Regions from separate parts of the Homo sapiens genome. Here region 1 is linked to region 2. A link is a contact called in ENCODE Hi-C data. All regions are on one chromosome and are shown on one strand. The core of a region is the stretch at or near the end of the contact, and the rest is flanking DNA. Distances in the headings are between cores, read along the strand shown.

Region 1 (6,277 bases), core at 1,919-4,418, 5.9 Mb after region 2:
TGAATATTCCAGATATTCCAAAGGATAAAAGATAACAACCTATTGTTTAAAAGGAAGTAGAAAGGCAATACAGATTTCAGATGAAGCCCTGAAAGTAATTGGAACAGCCATAAAGAGTTTTCATGGTGCTGTCATATTTCAGGTTAGTGTGAAACATGTTCTAGCACTTCAAATCCAGCATTTCACAGCTACTGTCTCTGGCTAAGTTTACAAAGGGGGGGGGAGGGAAGCAAAAATTAGTAAATAATAGTAAATAACATTGGTATGTGGAAGGAACAAGGATGGAAGTACTTTGTGAATGACAGGTTTTCAAACATTTTTATCTAGATGCTGGTAACTCTGAAATTTACCTCTTAAACTTCTCTCCTGAACTCCATTTTTTCTCTCCAACTCTTCCCTGGATAGTTCTGCTGGAACTTAAACACTCCAAACTGTCATCATCTGTACCCCATCCTACTGCAAACTTATGTTCTTTATCCATTAAGCTAGTTGGACATCCCTATAAAGTGTTCTGTCTTCTCTCCACTGCCGCCCCGCCGTCCCCCCTCAACCCCCAATAATAGATGCTCATCACTATCCCTAGCTGCTGCATTGGTCTCTTAGCTTGGACTCTACCCATAAATTTCATCTTTATATTGCCATCTCTGGGATGTTTTTCAAGTGCAAAATTACAGTCATTTTAAAACCAAAATTTACGCATTGATGTCTTCCTGTTGTCTGAACCTCAGTCATGATGAGCTGTAGGAACTCCCTATGTACTGTTTTTGGCCACTTTGCCTTATGCTACTCCTTGTTCACTTACCTATCTTAAGTCTTACACCCTAGCAAAAAATTTCCAATTCCTCTTTTTGCTCAGGGGCCACTGAATGCAGCACATACCTTTAGGCTAGTAATTCATTCCATTTACATGTCTCCACCAGAATAAAATTTTAGCATTTAGTATTGTGCATGGCATACATACTGTAGTTATGTAATAAATGGTCCTTGAGTGTGTATAAATGAAAGAATGATAATTGCGTATTTATAAAGGCTTGATTTAATTTTATGTCTGCTGCTGCTGCTTGAAACAAATACAATCTGGGCTGTCTTAAAAATTGCTGGGATTACAGGCGTGAGCCACCGCTCCCAGCCAAGATAGGTTCTTGATTGCTGTGTTCAAATCCTTAAAAGGCTTTGCTAGAGAAGAGACATGTTCAAATCACATAGGATCAGGAGACTGGTATTTGATACTTGTCCGATCTCCTCATTTTAACATGTTACATATTTAAAGGACAGAAATCAGAGTCAGTAGGTAAAAAATCTTAGGGACATAGACTTACTAGCTCAATATAGTGAGCTAATTCAATATAATGAGCTAATACTTGACAACTAGATACTTTAAAAAGTGTTAACATGCAGCTTGTGAATAGCAAGTTTTCTACCTGGATCAAACTGGGGGAGGGGAACACAGGAAAACTCCAGAAAGCAAGCCACTATATTTTTGAACACTACTCAGAGACAACAGAAAAGCTAGCTTTGTGATGTCAGAAAAGCTTTCTTGGACCCTATCTCATTCTAAGAGTTCAGGAAAATCTAATTTCGTGTAAAAATGAGCAATGGAAAAAGATGTCCAATCACATAAAATGTTTTTGTCAAAATGGAATTATGAATGCTTTAGTAAACTGGAAGAAATATCTCTGAAGAATTTAGAAGAAAGTTGTCAGCAAAGCATTTATGGATGTAGTATTTGACCTGGGTCCTCCTTGCTACTTAAATCAGTTGGAATATTAACCTATGTTAATAGTGCAGCTGGAAGAGTAGTGGTTCCGTTCTCATTCTGGAGGGATGTTTTCATTCTGGCCCTGTCTGTTTGCTGTTTGATAAGAGAGTGGGAAAGGGAGGGGGTTATAAAGTCGTGATTTATTCACAAGGGCAAAGGGAAGGACAAGGAACTTGAGAAAATTACTCCATCTAGGGTTTCTGATCCATCATCATCCTTGTTCTGCGCTCACTCAGCCGTATCCAGCTCTACTGGGCATATCACTATTATTGCTATCAATTGTTTTGCTAGTTGCTTAGTCCCAAATCATTATCATCTTTTCTGTCATTCCACATTTAGGTATTTTATTCAACAAATAGACTGAATGCCTATTATATACCAGACACTCTTCTAAAGCACTGGGGAAAGATAGAGCATGGATCAAAACAACTTCCTGTTCTCCTGGAGTCTACAATTTTGTTTGGTGGTAGTGGAAGCGTAACTAAATATATATGATAAGTGCTATAGAGAAAAGCAAATTAGGGTTAGAATGGAACGAGATGCCCCGCTGGCCTGTAAGCTCCAGGAGGACGAGGACCTGCCCTCTCATTAAGGTATTTTCCGTGCTTAGAATGGTGTCTGCTACGTAGTAGATATCTATTATTGGTTGAATGAATAAGTGATGTTGACCATAGATAAATTAGTTCAAAACTTAGATTTTCAAATTATGTCAGTAGCAGGCACACATCTTAAATTGTTATATCACTCCAGTGCACGTCTTGCTGAAATTCAGAAGAGGAAGCTATTTCGTATGAAGCCAATAACCTCAAATCAGAAATGAAAACTGGGATATCACCTGTCATATCACTTGCCATCCTCGGCTAAGCCAGGAGAGTGTCCGGCCCAATATTCGGTAGCCTGGATACGTAGGTGTATTTAGTGAACGAAAGAATGAATCCTAGCCACTGCAAAGCTGCAAAACCCTCGGGGGTAGTGCTTGGCTTCTGCCAGTTCCACAAGTATTTTAATATTAGCTGAACAAATGAAATGACCAAAAAATAAATCGCGATTTTGTGTCAGATGAACTTGGGAAGGCGGATGCGCTTAGGGTCCGGCTGTAGCGAGTAAGACACTCCCTGCGAAGAGTTCTGTGGGGTACGAACTCCGGACTGCGAGTCCAGCTCACGAGTTTGTACCTAAAACCTTGCCCTGCGGGAGCGACGCTGTCCTAACGCGACCTGCCCTGCCCGTCAGCTCCTATTGGCTGACTCTCGGAAGACCCGCCTCTTGAGAAGGAAAAGCAGTCGCTTCCCGAATTGCCTGACATCATGCAATGACCAATCAGAAGCAGCGATCTTCAGTTTTGCCCAATGAGGCTGGTTACGGGTCCTGGCCCGCGGAGTTTGATTTCGTCCTGGGATGCGGAAGTAGCAGTCCTGTCATGCGGAAGTAGCAGTCCGGTCCTAGGGACTAGCAGGTGGGTTGGTTGGGCGCAGGAGGACGGGGGCGCGCTTCCCATAACATTACCCTGGCTGAGCGTGAGGCTCCAGGGCTGGGCACCGGGTTGACCTCTTATTCCTCGCTGAGGGCATCGTTACCGCCTGTGGCTGCAAGCCGAGGCGCGCGGGTGGAAACTGGGTCGAGGTCTGGGTAGACGTCTGAGCGATCTGCACAAGGAGTGGCGCAGTCTGGAATTTGATTGAGGATTCCTAACGCCCTCCGCTTGATGTTCTGGTGATTCCCGGGGGCTCGGCTTCGGAGGAAGGTGAGCAAGGCTACCACGCTGTGTTTGGAGAGCACCAGGAAGCTTGTGACCAAAGCGAGGGACGCGATCCGGCTCTGGTCACGGCCTGTTACTAGATGGGTGACCAAGTCACGTCCCGTATCTGGAATTCATGCTTCTCATTTTAAAAGAGTGAGGAGGGATGGGCATTCCACATGGCTGGGGAGGCCTCACAATCATTGCTGAAGGCAAATGAGTAGCAAAGTCACATTTTACATGGTGGCAGGCAAGAGGGCTTGTGCAGGGGAACTCCTGTTGATAAAACCATCACATCTCATGAGACTTATTCACTACCACGAGCATAGTATGGGGGAAGCTGCCCCCATGATTCAGTTATCTTCACCTGGCCCCACCCTTGACACGTGAGGATATGTGTGTGAGAAGAGCTACTGTTTATTTTTTTAAAAACTGAGTCGTCCCTTGCCTGCTTTCAAGGGTTGGCTAAACTCACCCATCTGCTAAGAGTCTCAGCCCAAAGCTTTCAGGAAAGAGCGAGCTTCGCTGTGGCATGTAACTTGAAGCCTTGCCTACTAAGTAGATGTCCAGTTTGTTGATTGGTCTCTATTAACTAGGCTCAAACATCCTACGAGGTTTTAATGTAATCTAACCAATTAATTGAAATTTCCTTTACAACCCTCTCTTTCCCCCAGACTTCCCCTTCCTTTCTTTTTCTCTGACTTAAAAGAATGCTGGCTAGGAGAAATTAGTTGACTGTGTCGTGTATCAAGAGGACTTTTCCAGGTTATGTAGTACAATTTGGCATTTATTTGTCAAGAGTAACATTTTCTAAAATTTTCCCCAAAGGCACCAAGAAACTGATAATGTTCCTTTGAATTGGCTTCTGTATTTGCTTCATCAATGTCTCTCATACTGAATATCTTAAGAGAGATGCTGGAATATTTTGGCGTTCCTGTAGAACAGGTAAATGTCGTTTTGGATTGGAATGGATCTGTTGTATTTGTTCTTGGGTTTCATTTTGAAAATGACTTATATGTAATCATTTGATTTAAGGCAAAGTTGTTGCTTCTTTTTAGTTGGAACAAAGGTGAGTTTGTAATAGTATAGCTTTGATGATTTGAGTTAGAAGAGGGATAAGATTATTGAGAACATATTTACCTGATAGGACAAATGCCAACAGAAGATACAAAGGAAGCAAAATATAGACATGAGCTTCACAGAATTACATTTATTGCACAGATACATTAAAACTTCTATTCAAGGTAATTTATAAACAAGTTCAATATTTAAAGCTCAATAAATCCAGAATAAATCTAATGGAAAGAGGATGATTTAGGCCTGAGAATTATAAGCTGTATTAGTCTGTTCTCATGCTGCTAATAAAGACATACCGGAGACTGGGTAATTTATAAAGGAAAGAGGTTTAATTGACTCACAGTTCCACATGGCTGGGGAGGCCTCACAATCATTGCTGAAGGCAAATGAGTAGCAAAGTCACATTTTACATGGTGGCAGGCAAGAGAGCTTGTGCAGGGGAACTCCTGTTTATAAAACCATCACATCTCATGAGACTTATTCACTACCACGAGCATAGTATGGGAGAAGCTGCCCCCATGATTCAGTTATCTTCACCTGGCCCCACCCTTGACACGTGAGGATAATTACAATTCAAGGTGAGATTTGGGTGGGGACACAGCCAAACCATATCATAAGCAAATCAAATTTTATCTACTTGTTGAAAATCTGCTGTATCTAAGACAATATGCTTGTTTCTGCAGGTAATACAGAGGAGTAATACATGGTTGTATTCATAATGCTTAAAATATGAGGAATAAGAAACAATAAAGATAACTGTAATATGAGATTGTAAGGAAGACGGGTGGGGTGAATTAGAAGAAAGTAGTCAAGGATAATTTAAGATTTTTTTAAAGCAAAAGTAAGTTGAAGAATCATAGTACCATTATTATAAATGGGCATCTTAGTATGAGAAACTAGTTTGAATATGGAGATGAGGTGAGTCAGAGGTGATGTTAGAACATATAAGTAGAAATATCCTTCAGACAATTGGATATATATATGGTTTTAGTATGTAGGAAAGAAAAAGATTCAGTTTTGGGAGTTATCTGCTTTGTTTTGATATTTAAAGCCATGGACTTCGATAATGGCAAATGTCATTAGATGTGATTGAAACATTCTAAATATCAGTAATCGAGAGACTGAAGATAACAGCTGAACATTTGTTTATCACTATTAGGTTATTGGTGACCTTAAGAATTTCTGTAAGTGGAGAATGGGACTGTGTTGGAGTAGTTTGAAGAATATCAGGAAGGGAGGTGGGATCAGCAACCTTCTTTTGAAAAGTTTGCTTGTGAAAAGAAATTGAGAGAGGCCATCAGCCTGAAGGGGCCGCAGGATGGAATTTTTCTTTTTCTTTTAAAGTTAGAAGTAACTTCAGCATATTTGTCATCACTCTGGAAGAAACAGACAGGAAGAAATTTAAGATCCACATGAGAGAGGATTGAGCACCGCCTTTGAGAAGGTAGTTGGGCAAGGGATCTAATTAAATAAGTCTTGGAAAGGAGAGAGACTGTCCTGCCTTAAAGAACAGAATGAAAGTGAGAGAGAGTGAAAAGAGATTTTTTTTTTTTTTAAGATGGAGTCTTGCTCTGTTGCCCAGGCTGGAGTGCAGTGGTGCAATCTTGGCTCACTGCAACCTCTGCTCCGAGGTTCAAGTGATTCTCCTGCCCCAGCCTCCCGCGTAGCTGGGATTACAGGAGCCTGCCACCAATGCCCAACTG
Region 2 (6,228 bases), core at 86-2,585:
AAAAATGCAGCAAATGTAGTCACAGCGCCTACTAATGCTTGATACAAAGGTAGCTCAATGAACACATACTGAATGAATATGGACCCTGCTTGAGGAAACTGAAGAACAAGTATAATAAAAATGATGCTGTAAAATTTGAACAAAATGAAGTAATGCACAGAGAATAATCAATTTGCTGCCCACAGAAGTGGTGACATTTGGGTTAGATCTTGAATCATGAGTTTGCCAAGTGCAAGAAAAAGGTGCACATTCCAAGAGAGTGGAAGATGGTAGGTCTGAAAAGGCCTTGCACATTTGAGAAACAGGGTACATTTGGAGTATGGCAGAGATAACAGTGACCAGATTTTAGCTAACCTTACAATATACACAACAATGGACGCATTATATCCAACTTCTCAACTCTAAATATCCTTTTCAGAATTATAATTGTCCAGTTACTTGTTTTATTTGCAGTAAAGTTAAGAGTACAGAATACAAAATAAAGTTAACACAGAATTACTGGCACTCCCTTTACTCACTACAAGTTTGAGCAGAGTTAACCTATATTTTTTTTAATCAAACTGTAAATTCAACGTATAACACTCAAAGTGAAAATACTGCTTTCAAAGGTCTCAACAGCGGGTATTATTCAAAGAAGTCAAAACTAAAAATTCTGCATGGTAGGAGAGAGCAGCTGGGTGGGGAAAGGTCAAATTCAACTGCTTATTTAGTAGCAGATACTCCCCATTTAACCAAATGAGTTTCTGATTGGGCTTGCATGCTGTCATAAATAATATTCACTTATTACTATGTTTTCAACTAGTCTATCGTCCTTTTATCCACATCACTCCTTCTTTCGGACACTCACCTTCGTTTTAAACCTAACTCAATTTATTTTCAGGATTCCTATTTGAGACAAGAAGCTCTTGTGTGTACACACACAGAGAAAACCTTGGAAGATTATATTCCACAGTTCAAGAGCCTGTGTAGTCAGTACTGGAGCATTTAAGCACAAGATAGGAGAAGCAGTGGACACCATGGTGTTTTGGGATTCCTACTGCCAGGGGGTGGGAACCCAGGGAGTTCCCTGGGTAGGCTCGAGGTCAAAGCTCAGGTTTAAAGCGAGGGGGGCGGGGCATGCCCCAAGAACCTCAGGGAGGTGTGTGGGCCCTAAAATGCAACTGGGAAAGAAAGGGCGCGGCCACTCGGAAAGACTCACAGTAATAAGCCACCACAGGGTCTCGCTTGTCATGCTCCTGAGCCGTCCTCAGATGATGCTGTATGCTCTTGAACTGTGCGGGGAGCGGGGGCAGCGGTGCAAGCGCGGCCATCTCTACTCCGAACTCACCACTTCCTACTCGCGCTCCACCGGCACTTCCGCTTCCGTCTGGGCGGTAGCGCGCACGAGCGTTCAGAGCAAATGCTGCCCACTCTTCCGTTGCTCAGCGACGTCAAGTCAACTACGGATCCCCAGCTGGGACAACCTCAGGGTGCTTGGCTCTCGGCGGTTAGAACCCACAGAAGACCCGAGCATTTTGGCGCTTATGCCGCGCATGGCGCTAGCGCTCTCTGCTGGTAGGAGGAAGGGTTTTTGTTTTGTTTTGCTTTTTTGTTTGGTTTGTTGTTTGTGGCAAAAGGAAGGATAGAAAAGGAAAAACAAGAAAATAATGTATGTTGACTGGGAGAAAGTATAAAGGCGAGAATTGCCTTTGGCGTCATTCAGGAATTACCACTTCCAGTTAATATGCCACATTAATATTCCATATAGCAGTGTCCTTTAGAAGCCTTTTTGATTTTAGAAACTTTAATTTCAATACTTGCATGAGAGAGAAATAATGTGTTTAAATTGTAAATTAAATTTTTCTATGTTGACATACTGGATAAAATAATCAGATTTCGCGCCAAATTAAGCTAAACATATGAAGCTTAAAGAAGATTGAACTTTTGTTCTCAGCTGGCTAGTACGTATTTTAGTGAATGAATAATCTGTAGATCACCTTTTTTTTTTCTGGAGAGTGATTAACAATTTGTAAAGTATTTTCATATTTATTATCTTGTCTTAATGTAAGATAGGGTGTTTGGGACGTTTTCAACGCTGGTAACTCTTAACCATTGTACAGTAGGCATCACTTTTCCTTCTACCCTCAATGACTTCAATTCTCTTCCTCTCCTCTCCATCCCTTACTTATATCTTTCAGGACTGTACACTTTATTTACTTCCTCCAATAACCTTCTTTATTTTATCTCAGTCCTCAGTTTTGACAATTCATCTTAAAACTAGTTTTCACTGAAATCACACTATCCCCAAGAGCCAAAATCTCCAGCTCGGAAATTCCCCTCTGCCTACTATTTTCTGATCACTCTCTCACCCCCAGAAGAAACCGCTCCATGTCCTCATATTATCCCACTCCACATACGTTGCCTAGACCTATTTGCAAAGTCCATCATCTTATTCTGGGTCGGGCTTTTTTACTCAGCCTGAAACTCAGTTCTGTCTTCTTCCCCAATCTCAGCGGCATATTTCCTACCACTGGAGAATGTATGGTTTCTTTCTCTTTCTCTTACTCCCACTATTTGGACTTTCCAGTCAAAAGTTGCTAGATTGGTAGAGAAATCAATGAAGAAAAGCAGAGTTGGATAACCATAACTGTTTTCTTTCTATACTCACAACTTTTCATTTATTTGTTTCCTATTACTTCTTGATTCTCAACCGCAGCTGCCCTTAAAGATCAACTTTAAAGCCCACTCCAGGCATTCTCACTTAATTGTTCTAGGTGGGATCCTAAATGTCAGTATCTTTAAAAGGTCCTCATGTAATTTTAATGTTACGTCTAGGGTTAAGGACCAGTGCTGTAGTCCACAGATGGTGTTTCAAACTTCTCTCGCTCTATTCAAGCTAGGCACTCAGCCCCAATTTCCTTGGTCTACAACAGCATTTCCTGCTATTGAGATTAAGGCCACCACCAGATATGAATTATTTTGCCTTGCCTCTACCACAACTTAAAGTAATAATAACTAGCTAGCAGCATTTGCTGAGCATCAACTATGTATCATGCATGTTTCTAGGGTCTTTATATTAATTTATTTAATTTGCACCACAACCCTATGAGGAACATATCATTATTATTTTACAGATGAGAAAAATAAGACACATAGAATCTAGATAACTTGCACTAGGTCACAGCCAGGAAGGATGAGTATTCCACATTAAAATCTAGGTATTTTGGTTTCAGAGCCTGTGCACCTAGCCATTACTACTTGACTATGATGTCTTTCTAGATCTTATGTTTTATCTTTTCTCTATTCCATCATCTTATGTCTGAGAAACAAATGTTCCTCTTCCTGGTAGAAGGCTGCACCCTCCTGTTACTCTCCTGATCTCCCCCTTCAGAAGTGAATTTTGCCACTCTTTCTCATTTGCATACATTCATGTGTACTCTTATTTGCATACCCTCATGAGCAGGACTGAGGGAAAAATAAGAAAGTGAAATGGTTGGAGTTGGATTTTACTCTCTGATCTGCCAACACATGCTCTTTTCTTTTCTTTCTTTTCTCCTTCCTTCCTTCTTTTTTTCTTTCTTTTTTTTTTTTTTTTTTTAGACAGGTTCTCACTCTGTCACCTAAGCTGGAGTGCAGCACACTATCAGAGCTCGCTGCAGTCTTGGACTCCTGGGCTCAAGGATCTTCTTGCCTCAGCCTCCTGAGTAACTGGGACCACAGGCACATAACACTATGGCTAATTATTATTATTTTGTTGCCTAGGCAGGTCTTGAACTCTTAGTCTCAAGTGATACTCCTGCCTCGGCCTCCCAAAGTGCTGAGATTACAGACAAGAGCCTCATGCTCTCTTCTTTCTAAATATGCTAACCCTTTCATGAGATGATAATTGATTTGATGGAGAACAGTACAGAGACAGTGTTAGTGTAACACACATTGAAATTATGCTATAAAACAAATATTAATGACTGTGAGGTTGCTTTTTCTTGTTTTACTATGATATTTTACTAGAAAGACCTACATTCTTCTTCTCCATTCATCTCAGACCAGTTTCTGAAGGATCTGACATCACCCTCTAGGACTGGGCTAGAACCTTGGCAAGTAAGGGGAGGGCAGAGCTGTAGAACAAAATAGGGGGTGAGGGCAACCATAGGAAGAAGAAAATGGAGAGAAACTAGAGCTGACAGGTGTTTTGATGGGAAAAAATGTTTTACACCATACCCTACATACACACATGTATGTGTGATCATCTGACAATAAAAATATTCTGTGTCCGTTTGGTCAGAACCATCTTGTTGGCAAATGACAGGGCATCAGTCAATGTAATCAGGATAATATATATATCTATAGCTGTATCTTTTTAAGATACTGTATGTGGTAGAAATTTGGCTTCCAGTATCATGAGACTAACATCCTATTATTTTAGCATCCCCCCCAAGTAGAAATAATTTTTCCTTAAATTTTCCGCAGAAGAATGATAGGGAAGACCCTGAAAACTTGGCCAGGACCATTTGCCACCCCATCCGCCCATGGCTGGGACATGTAGACACTATAAACATTGCATTTTATGTTTTAAACACGGATATTTAATTGTTCCGGCACATTTAAAACAATAAGCTAACTATATACGAATATAATGTATTCACAAATGTGAATTGCATTAGCACATTTAAAACAATAAGCTAACTATATACGAGCAAACATATTTCCAGTCTCTTGATTGTTCCCATTCCATATGCCTATCTTCATGCCCGGTCCACATGATTTTGATTATTGTACCTTTAAAGAAGTCTTCAGAGTATGTAGTGTAAGTCCTCTGTCTGTTTTTTTTTTTTCCTTTGCTTTTGCAAAATTGTGTTGGCTATTCTACATCTCCTGTATTTCCATATAAATTTTAGAAACAGCTTGTCAATTTCTATATAAGTTTCCTAGGATTTTGACTGGAATTATATTGAATTTACAGATCAGTTTATAATGACTAAAGTTACAAATGAGTAAGACTGCCAAGCCTTACTCGACATGGTTTATTTTTCCACTTAAAATGGTGCAGTGGCTCACGCCTGTAATTCCAGCACTTTGGGAAGCCGAGGAGAGTGGATCACCTGAGGTCAGGAGTTTGTGATCAGCCTGGCCAACATGGAGAAACCCCGGCTCTACTAAAAGTACAAAATTAGCAGGGTGTGGTGGCACATGCCTGTAATCCCAGCTACTTGGGATACTGAGGCAAGAGAATCGCTTGAACCCGGGAGGCAGAGGTGGCAGTGAGCCAAGATTGTGCCACTGCACTCCAGCCTGGGCGACAGAGCGAGACTCCGTCTCAAAAAATAAAAAATAAAATTAAAATTAAAAAGTCTTTAATTATTTTCATCACTGTTTCGTAGTTTTCATTGTACAGGTCTAGCACATATTTTGAAAAATTTATCACTATGCATTTCATATTTTTTATTGCATTGTAAATGATTTTTTACATTTAAATTTTATTTTTTATTACTCTATAGAAAAATTATTCCTCATAAGTTTATTTATATATATTTTTAAAGTTAGAGTCTTGTTCCGTCCCCCAGGCTAGAGGGCAGTGGTGCAATCATAGCTCACTGCAGCCTCAAACTCCTGGGCTCAAGTCATCCTCTTACCTCAGCCTCTGGAGTAGCTGGGACTGCAGGCAGGCACCACCATGCCTGGCTAATTTTCTTATTTTTTGTAGAGGTGGAGTCTTGCTATATTGCCTAGGCTAATCTCAAACTCCTAGACTCAAGCGATCCTACTGGCTTCACCTCTAAAAGTGCTGGGATTACAGGCATGAACCACAGTGCTTGGCCTATAAATTTAATTTTTTGGAACGTTCTTTAGAATTTTCTATGTACATGACCATGTCTGTGAATAAAGATTTATTATTTTGCAATTCATATATTGTTTGTGTTATTGTACTTATTGCATAAATATATATTTATATATATATGTTTATTTTGTTTTTGTCTTATTGAATTCCAGTTCAACGTTAAACACAAATGGAAAAAGTAGAAAGCCTTGCCTGTTTTGAGACTACAGGGGAAATTGTTAATTTCTGTAAGTTTCCTTAGATGCTATTTATCAAGCTTAGGTAGATCTCATTTAAAGTGAGAGGTTTAGGGTTTTTGGTTTGTTTCATTATAAATGGGTGTTTATAATATAACTTTTCATTCCCGGGGTAAACCCCGCCTAATGTGATGTATTATTTTTATATATATTGCTGGATCCTATTTGTAAATATAT

What was found. Hi-C counts contacts between places; a loop is a spot of excess contacts on that map. Pooled maps may share reads with other maps.
Region 1: a loop to region 2 is called in a pooled map, with 14 times the contacts of the local background. The contact joins the promoter of MTFR2 here to the promoter of VTA1 in region 2. A Hi-C loop is called at or near these places in 4 of 50 pooled maps.

Annotation. Positions count from the first base shown.
Region 1 is chr6:136,247,202-136,253,478 of GRCh38, reverse strand. MTFR2 (mitochondrial fission regulator 2) reads left to right here and starts at 3,168. Exons shown (of 8, transcript NM_001099286.3): 1 at 3,168-3,503; 2 at 4,326-4,442. The coding sequence starts at 4,380. RefSeq lists enhancers at 2,699-2,848, 3,499-3,718.
Region 2 is chr6:142,142,370-142,148,597 of GRCh38, reverse strand. It overlaps VTA1 (vesicle trafficking 1), which reads right to left and starts at 1,335. Exons shown (of 8, transcript NM_016485.5): 1 at 1,199-1,335. The coding sequence starts at 1,310. It overlaps NMBR (neuromedin B receptor), which reads left to right and starts at 1,476. Exons shown (of 4, transcript NM_002511.4): 1 at 1,476-1,554. RefSeq lists enhancers at 634-1,154, 1,409-1,548, 1,312-1,606.